Linked DNA regions of Homo sapiens: region 1 is linked to region 2. A link is a contact called in ENCODE Hi-C or POLR2A ChIA-PET data. All regions are on one chromosome and are shown on one strand. Each heading gives the region's core, a stretch centred on a gene start or an enhancer-like site at or near the end of the contact. The rest is flanking DNA. Distances are from core to core; before and after follow the strand shown. Region 1 overlaps NRF1 (nuclear respiratory factor 1). Region 2 overlaps NRF1 (nuclear respiratory factor 1).

Region 1 (2,987 bases), core at 213-2,712, 43 kb after region 2:
AAATACAATCCTGTAAAGTTGCTGTGGCAACATCAGCTGCTTATGTTGCAATAAATATAATGGCAATAATTTTTGAAACTTTATTTTTTATTAGAGACCAGGATACAACTGAATCTCTGGAAAGATAATGAGTCTACCAGTTTGTGCTATTTTTCTCTTATCCCCTTAGTTATTGACCTATTTGGAGGATTCTTCAACTGCAGAAGTTGCACCATGTAGCCAGTAATAATATTTATTTTTCCAGATGCTTGGGGTAGAGTATGGGAATTTTTCTTTTTTAATCCACATAATGAGGTATTTATAAGGAAGTGTATAGAGTCCAGCCCACTCAGCAGACAACCCAGGATTCAAACATTGCTGGAACTTCTAGTCAAACCTCATTTTCTCTTCCATTTGTTTCCCTAAAATAGTGCCTTGAGCCCAGAAAGCAAGTTAATTTCCTAGCCCACTTGTCACATTTCCATAATTCCATGGCTTCTTTGTTATTCCCAGAGGTATCCTCATACCCCTTGTGTATTCTCCTAAGTGAATGAACCCATTTTTTCCTCTCCCAAGTTCCAGGCATTCAGATGAACCCATTATATTGGTGGTTGGAAGACCCAGCGTCTGTCCACCCTTTCTGTTCATGATCGAATGTGTGCATGTCCAGTGTGTTACTGTTAAGTTGAGACATGTAACTGGCAGTAGTGGGAATGCAGACAACGAACAACAATATCTGGTTCCAACCTGGGCTAGAGCTAAAGGCGTCATGGGTTGGAGGTTCACTTCTGTCACCAAGCCCTACCAGAAGCAAGGGAGATTTGACCTATGGGGCTCCCTTTGGCCCGGGCCTTACCAGTAGTGGCACTCAGCTACAACATACACCTATCAGTTTTTTTTCTCTGATTCTTTTCAGTCCAGTCTCTTGTATGCTTGAATCTCCTGTCTGTTTGGTAGTCTGGCTTTGCAGGAATGTAGCAGCAGTTTTGAATGAATTGGTTACTTTAAGTTTTAGAAATGTAAGTCCTTGAAGATCTTGAAAATGATTTTGGTGATGAGCTGCCACAGCTGGTTGTTCAAGCAATGGCCTGGGAAATGCAGAACCATGAATACCATGCCTGTTAGACCTGGAACAGGCAATGGCACCCTCATTGAGAAAATGTGATTTTGACTAAGAAGCAGTATTTCTGGAAAATTTTTTCACTGGCTCTCTTCTATTGTTGTTACCTGCAATTTCATCATCTTTTCATTTAATTATGTTCAGTATGATGTCTTTGGGACCAGTGGGTATTTTTATTTGCTTGTAGAAGTGTTTGTTTTTAAGGCTATGCAATGGCTCAGGAAGGCCAGCCCCACCCACTCTCTTGTTGCTTGGCACCAATCCTCCCTGGTTGTTGGGCATCTTGTTTACTTCTGCCCTTAATTCCCTGCAGGTGCGTAAGTACAAGAGCATGATCCTGGAAGACCTGGAGTCTGCTCTGGCAGAACACGCCCCTGCGCCACAGGAGGTTAACTCAGAACTGCCGCCTCTCACCATCGACGGAATTCCAGTCTCTGTGGACAAAATGACCCAGGTGAGGGGTGGGAGGTGAGGAGGAGACTCAAAGACAAGTGGCACAGGTGTGGGCGGGCCTCTGATCACTTTTCTGCATTTTGTCCTCAGTGATCTGACCAGGGAGTGAGATGCTGACTGGAGTCTTGTAGTGAAACAGTAGCAGCCTTGGAAAAGACATTATAGTGCCAGAAAAGTGCTCCCAACCAAGGGCATGGCTGTGGTCTCCTCTTTCTTCTGGCAGTTTTTTTTTCCCTTTCACTTGGGCCTTTGGGTTGGATTTAAAAAAAAACAAAAAAACTTTTAGCTTGGGGTTGGTCTGAACAAAAGAACATTAGGAGTTTAATGAATCACAGTCAAGGTAGCCAAGTAAACTTTTAGCCCTCGGGCTGCTCTGCTCCTCTTTCAATGTAAATTCTAAATACTTCCATAATTATTACTAAGTACAGCTTCCTTCCGCAAGAATGTAAAAGTCAGAGTGACAGTCTTCTGAGTCGTTGATTTCCTCTTCCTTTTTAAAATTTTTATTTAAATTTTACGATTTCTAAAGATGAGGGTCTCACTGTGTTGCCCAGGCTGATCTCAAACTCCTAGGCTCAAGCGATCCTCCTGCCTCAGCCTCCCAAAGTGCTGGGATTACAGGCATGAGCCACTGTGCCAGCCTGATTTCCTCTTCCTTTAAGAAGGGAAGTCAAAAATGTACTTAGCATGATAAATCAGCATACCTTAGTAATTTTTATGAAATTATCCCCTTTATATATTTTTAGTTTAGCTTCATCAAAATCAAACACCTTTTTAACATATTTTCCCACCCTATTTATTTATTTATTATTATTATTATTTTTTTTTTTTTTTGAGACAGAGTCTCGAGCTGTGGCCCAGGCTGGAGGGCAGTGGTGTGATCTTGGCTCACTGCAACCTCCGCCTCCTGGGTTCAAGCGCTACTCGTGCCTCCGAATAGCTGTGATTATAGGTGCGGGCTACCACACCTGGCTAATTTTTGTTTTTTTAGTAGAGATGGGGTTTTGCTGTGTTAGCCAGGATCGTCTCAAACTCCTGACCTCATGTGATCCGCCTGCCTCGGCCTCCCAAAGTGCTGGGATTACAGGCGTGAGCCACCACACCCAGCCCACCCTATTTCTTTATTAATTTACTTCTATCTTGCTAAATCCACTTGTCAGGTTTTTTTCCTTATCTTATTCAGTCTTCAGCAGCATTTGACATAGTTGATTACTCCTTAAAGCATCTTCTCTCTGTCTCTTGACCACACCCTCTTCTGAAGATCCTCATCCTTCACTAGGTGCTCCCCTCATCCCTTCTGGGGCCCCTCTTCCTCTTCTTACCTGATCATCGATATGCTGTTTTCACCCAGTTTACCCTCACTGTTAGATGTCTGGTCCTCACACGCCCCAAACAGAACCTTTGGTTGTTCCTACTCTCCACTCCACATCTGTTC
Region 2 (2,988 bases), core at 460-2,959:
ATCATGTTGGCCAGGCTGGTCTTGAACTTCTGACCTCAGCTGATCCACCTGCCTCCCAAGGTGTTAGGATTACAGGCGTGAGCCACCGCGCCAGGCCTGTGAGACATTTTATACTCTATAGCTTAGCATCTTTTTAATGATTCATTAAATTTGAGATTCATCAGTGTCTGAAAACAGAAACTCTAATTGTAGTCTTGTAAAAATGGGCTTCATTTTTTACATCACTTCTTTATTGAGGGTATGAGAATCCCGGATTGCTGCTTACCAGCACTGTATGAGTAATTTTGAATGCAAGTATGTATTTTCTTCTTTAAGTATTAATCGGGGCCTAGAAAACCATGTGTGGCATTTCAGATAATTTAATTCTGGGAACTGGGTACACAGGTGTTACAAGATGAAAGAGCACAAAAGACACTGGGGTAATCCAGATAGGAAGCACTACCACCCCTAGGTTTGGGGGAACAGAAGAGAAGAACCTGGAAGCTCAGAGAGGTCCTCCTGCAGCTGGTAATCTGATCTCCTAGTGGAATGCCATTCAGCTGGTACTCAACCACCAGGAGAGAAGAGGCACAGCTGGAGTTGGGAGGTGCAACACTCCTCTTGCTGGAGCAATGCTGATATTATAACAATGAAAACAGCAAAGAAATCCCTTCTTCTCTCCCCTTCCAGTCTCCCTAGGCAAAACCTAACAGGATACTGGCAGTAAAGTCTGGAAAACATGGTTGGCAGGCTCAGCCCCAGAGCGAGGAATAGTGCAACTCTGACAAGAATAGAAGACAGGGCTTGGAAGTGAGACGGAGAGAGAGAGATAAACAGCAAGCATAACCTTGTAGGAGAGTTACAGAAACTGTAACTGCCTGGGTGTAGCTTTAGTTATTAAAATGTGCAGCTGATTACCCACAATCATTTATCAAAGAGCACATTATGATAGATCTATTCATAGAGACTTTATGGACCCGAGCCCTGACTTCAGTGAGCTTACAGTATTTTCTTTTCTTTTTTTCTTCGAGATGGAGTCGCACCCTGTCGCCCAGGCTGGAGAATGCAGTGGCGCGATCTTGGCTCACTGCAACCTCCGCCTCCCGGGTTCAAGCAATTCTCCTGCCTCAGTCTCCAGAGTAGCTGGGATTACAGTCATGTGCCACCATGTCCGGCTAATTTTTTGTATCTTTAGTAGAGACGGGGTTTTACCATGTTGGCCCGGCTGACTCCAGACCTCGCGATCTGCCCGCCTCTGGCCTCTCGGGATTACGGGCATGAGCCACCATGCCTGGCGCTTACAGTATTTTCATAAAATCATCCACTCATCCCTAAGTCATTATGAAGTTGTGTGGTAAAGCTTTTTTTTCTTTTCTTGCTTTTTTTTTTTTTTTTGAGACAGAGTCTCGCTGTGTTGCCCAGGCTGGAGTGCAGTGGTGCGATCTTTGCTCACTGCAACCTCCGACTCCCAGGTTTAAGTGATTCTCCTGTCTCAGCCTCCAGAATAGCTGGAATTAAAGCCACCACCCCTGGCTAATTTTTGTATTTTTAGTAGAGATAGGGTTTCACCATGTTGGTCAGGCTAGTCTCAAACTTCTGACCTCGCGATCCCCCAGCCTTGGCCTCCCAAAGTGCTGGGATTACAGGCGTGAGCCACCACGCCCAGCCCAAAGCTTATTTTTCTTAAGCATTATATAAAAGCATCATTGTTAACTGGATTATCGTGTTATTAGTATTAAGGAATATTTACAAAGTTAACCTATTGGTATGAAAAATATTTGATTAGTCATACAATTTTGTTAGTTTTAGATGCCGCAAATTAGGAGTTTGTCTTCCTCAAGGCAAGGCCACTTCTAAACTTGAACTGTGCTGTTCTCAGTTCTTAACGTAAGAAGGGAGCTTTATTTATCTAGTGACAGTTTGCTCTAACATGTCATTTAATTTTAATTTTCAAAAGGATCAGTTTGGAAGACTATATCATAGCTATTTGTTTTTAAAGCTCATTTTGTTAAAAGTCAAAGTAATACATTCATATAATAAAAGATGAAATAGAAGGACTTACAATAAAAATCAATAGTCTTTTGCCACTCTTTCCCCATCCCGAGTCCCACTTTTCAGAGACAATTAGCTGTTTTTTGTTTATAGTTTAACTGTTTTGTTTATAGTATCATCAAACAGTAATGCCTCCATAACTCTAAATAATATGTCTATACCACTATTTCTTGATTTATCAAATGGGCATTATTGACTTTTTTTTTTTTTTTTTTTTTTTGAGAAGGAGTCTCGCTCTGTCGCCCAGGCTGGAGTGCAGTGGCACAATCTCGGCTCACTGCAAGCTCCGCCTCCCGGGTTCACGCCATTCTCCTGCCTCTGCCTCCCGAGTAGCTGGGACTACAGGTGCCCGCCACCACGCCCGGCTAACTTTTTGTATTTTTAGTAGAGACGGGGTTTCACCGTGTTAGCCAGGATGGTCTCTACCTCCTGACCTCGTGATCCGCCCTTCTCAGCCTCCCAAAGTGCTGAGATTACAGGCGTGAGCCACCACACCCAGCTTGACTTTCTTTTATGGAATATAAGGTACTTATTTTTTTAGTACTTTTCCTTTCCCTTGTACTTTTGATAGTTACATTGTAATACTGTTTCCATCTCCTGCTAATAATGTCTCCTGACTCCCTCACCATGTAAGGATAGGATATTAATACTCTATACTCCTAGCCATTCTTCCACCTTTCTGTCCCTCTCCCGCCTCCAAATTTCTGTCAGCCTTATCTTTGCTTTTTCATTGTCATGGTTCATAACTTTTACCTGCTGTTTTGTATTATATTTCATTTTCTGTATTTTGGTCTGTAGTCGGGGTCTGGAGATGGAACTACATGTACAACTATAGCTTCATTTTTTTTTTTTTTCAACTGTAGAGCCCAGTGGTGTGGGAGGGTATTTTTTTTCTTTCCATGTCTGATATCATCACTCATACACTCTTTGAAAGAGAATTATCCTAGGTCAAATGGA

What was found. Hi-C counts contacts between places; a loop is a spot of excess contacts on that map. ChIA-PET counts read pairs that join two places held with the same protein, here RNA polymerase II (POLR2A). Pooled maps may share reads with other maps.
Region 1: a map of naive thymus-derived CD4-positive, alpha-beta T cell shows a loop between it and region 2 (2.1-fold over the local background). The contact joins two enhancer-like sites. A Hi-C loop is called at or near these places in 1 of 168 maps with a recorded cell type or tissue (naive thymus-derived CD4-positive, alpha-beta T cell) and 2 of 50 pooled maps. POLR2A ChIA-PET finds 5 or more read pairs at or near these places in 2 of 52 experiments (GM12878 and activated naive CD4-positive, alpha-beta T cell).

What each region holds. Positions count from the first base shown.
Region 1 is chr7:129,688,994-129,691,980 of GRCh38, forward strand. NRF1 (nuclear respiratory factor 1) reads left to right here. Exons shown (of 11, transcript NM_005011.5): 5 at 1,413-1,553. Among named protein-coding and RNA genes, the nearest start is that of NRF1, 79 kb to the left of the region's middle. Within about 2 kb of position 1,463, at least 2 of the 41 ENCODE cell types and tissues checked have a DNase peak (open chromatin) inside an H3K27ac peak, as active enhancers do.
Region 2 is chr7:129,646,047-129,649,034 of GRCh38, forward strand. All of the region lies in intron 1 of NRF1 (nuclear respiratory factor 1), which reads left to right. Among named protein-coding and RNA genes, the nearest start is that of NRF1, 36 kb to the left of the region's middle. Within about 2 kb of position 1,710, at least 2 of the 41 ENCODE cell types and tissues checked have a DNase peak (open chromatin) inside an H3K27ac peak, as active enhancers do.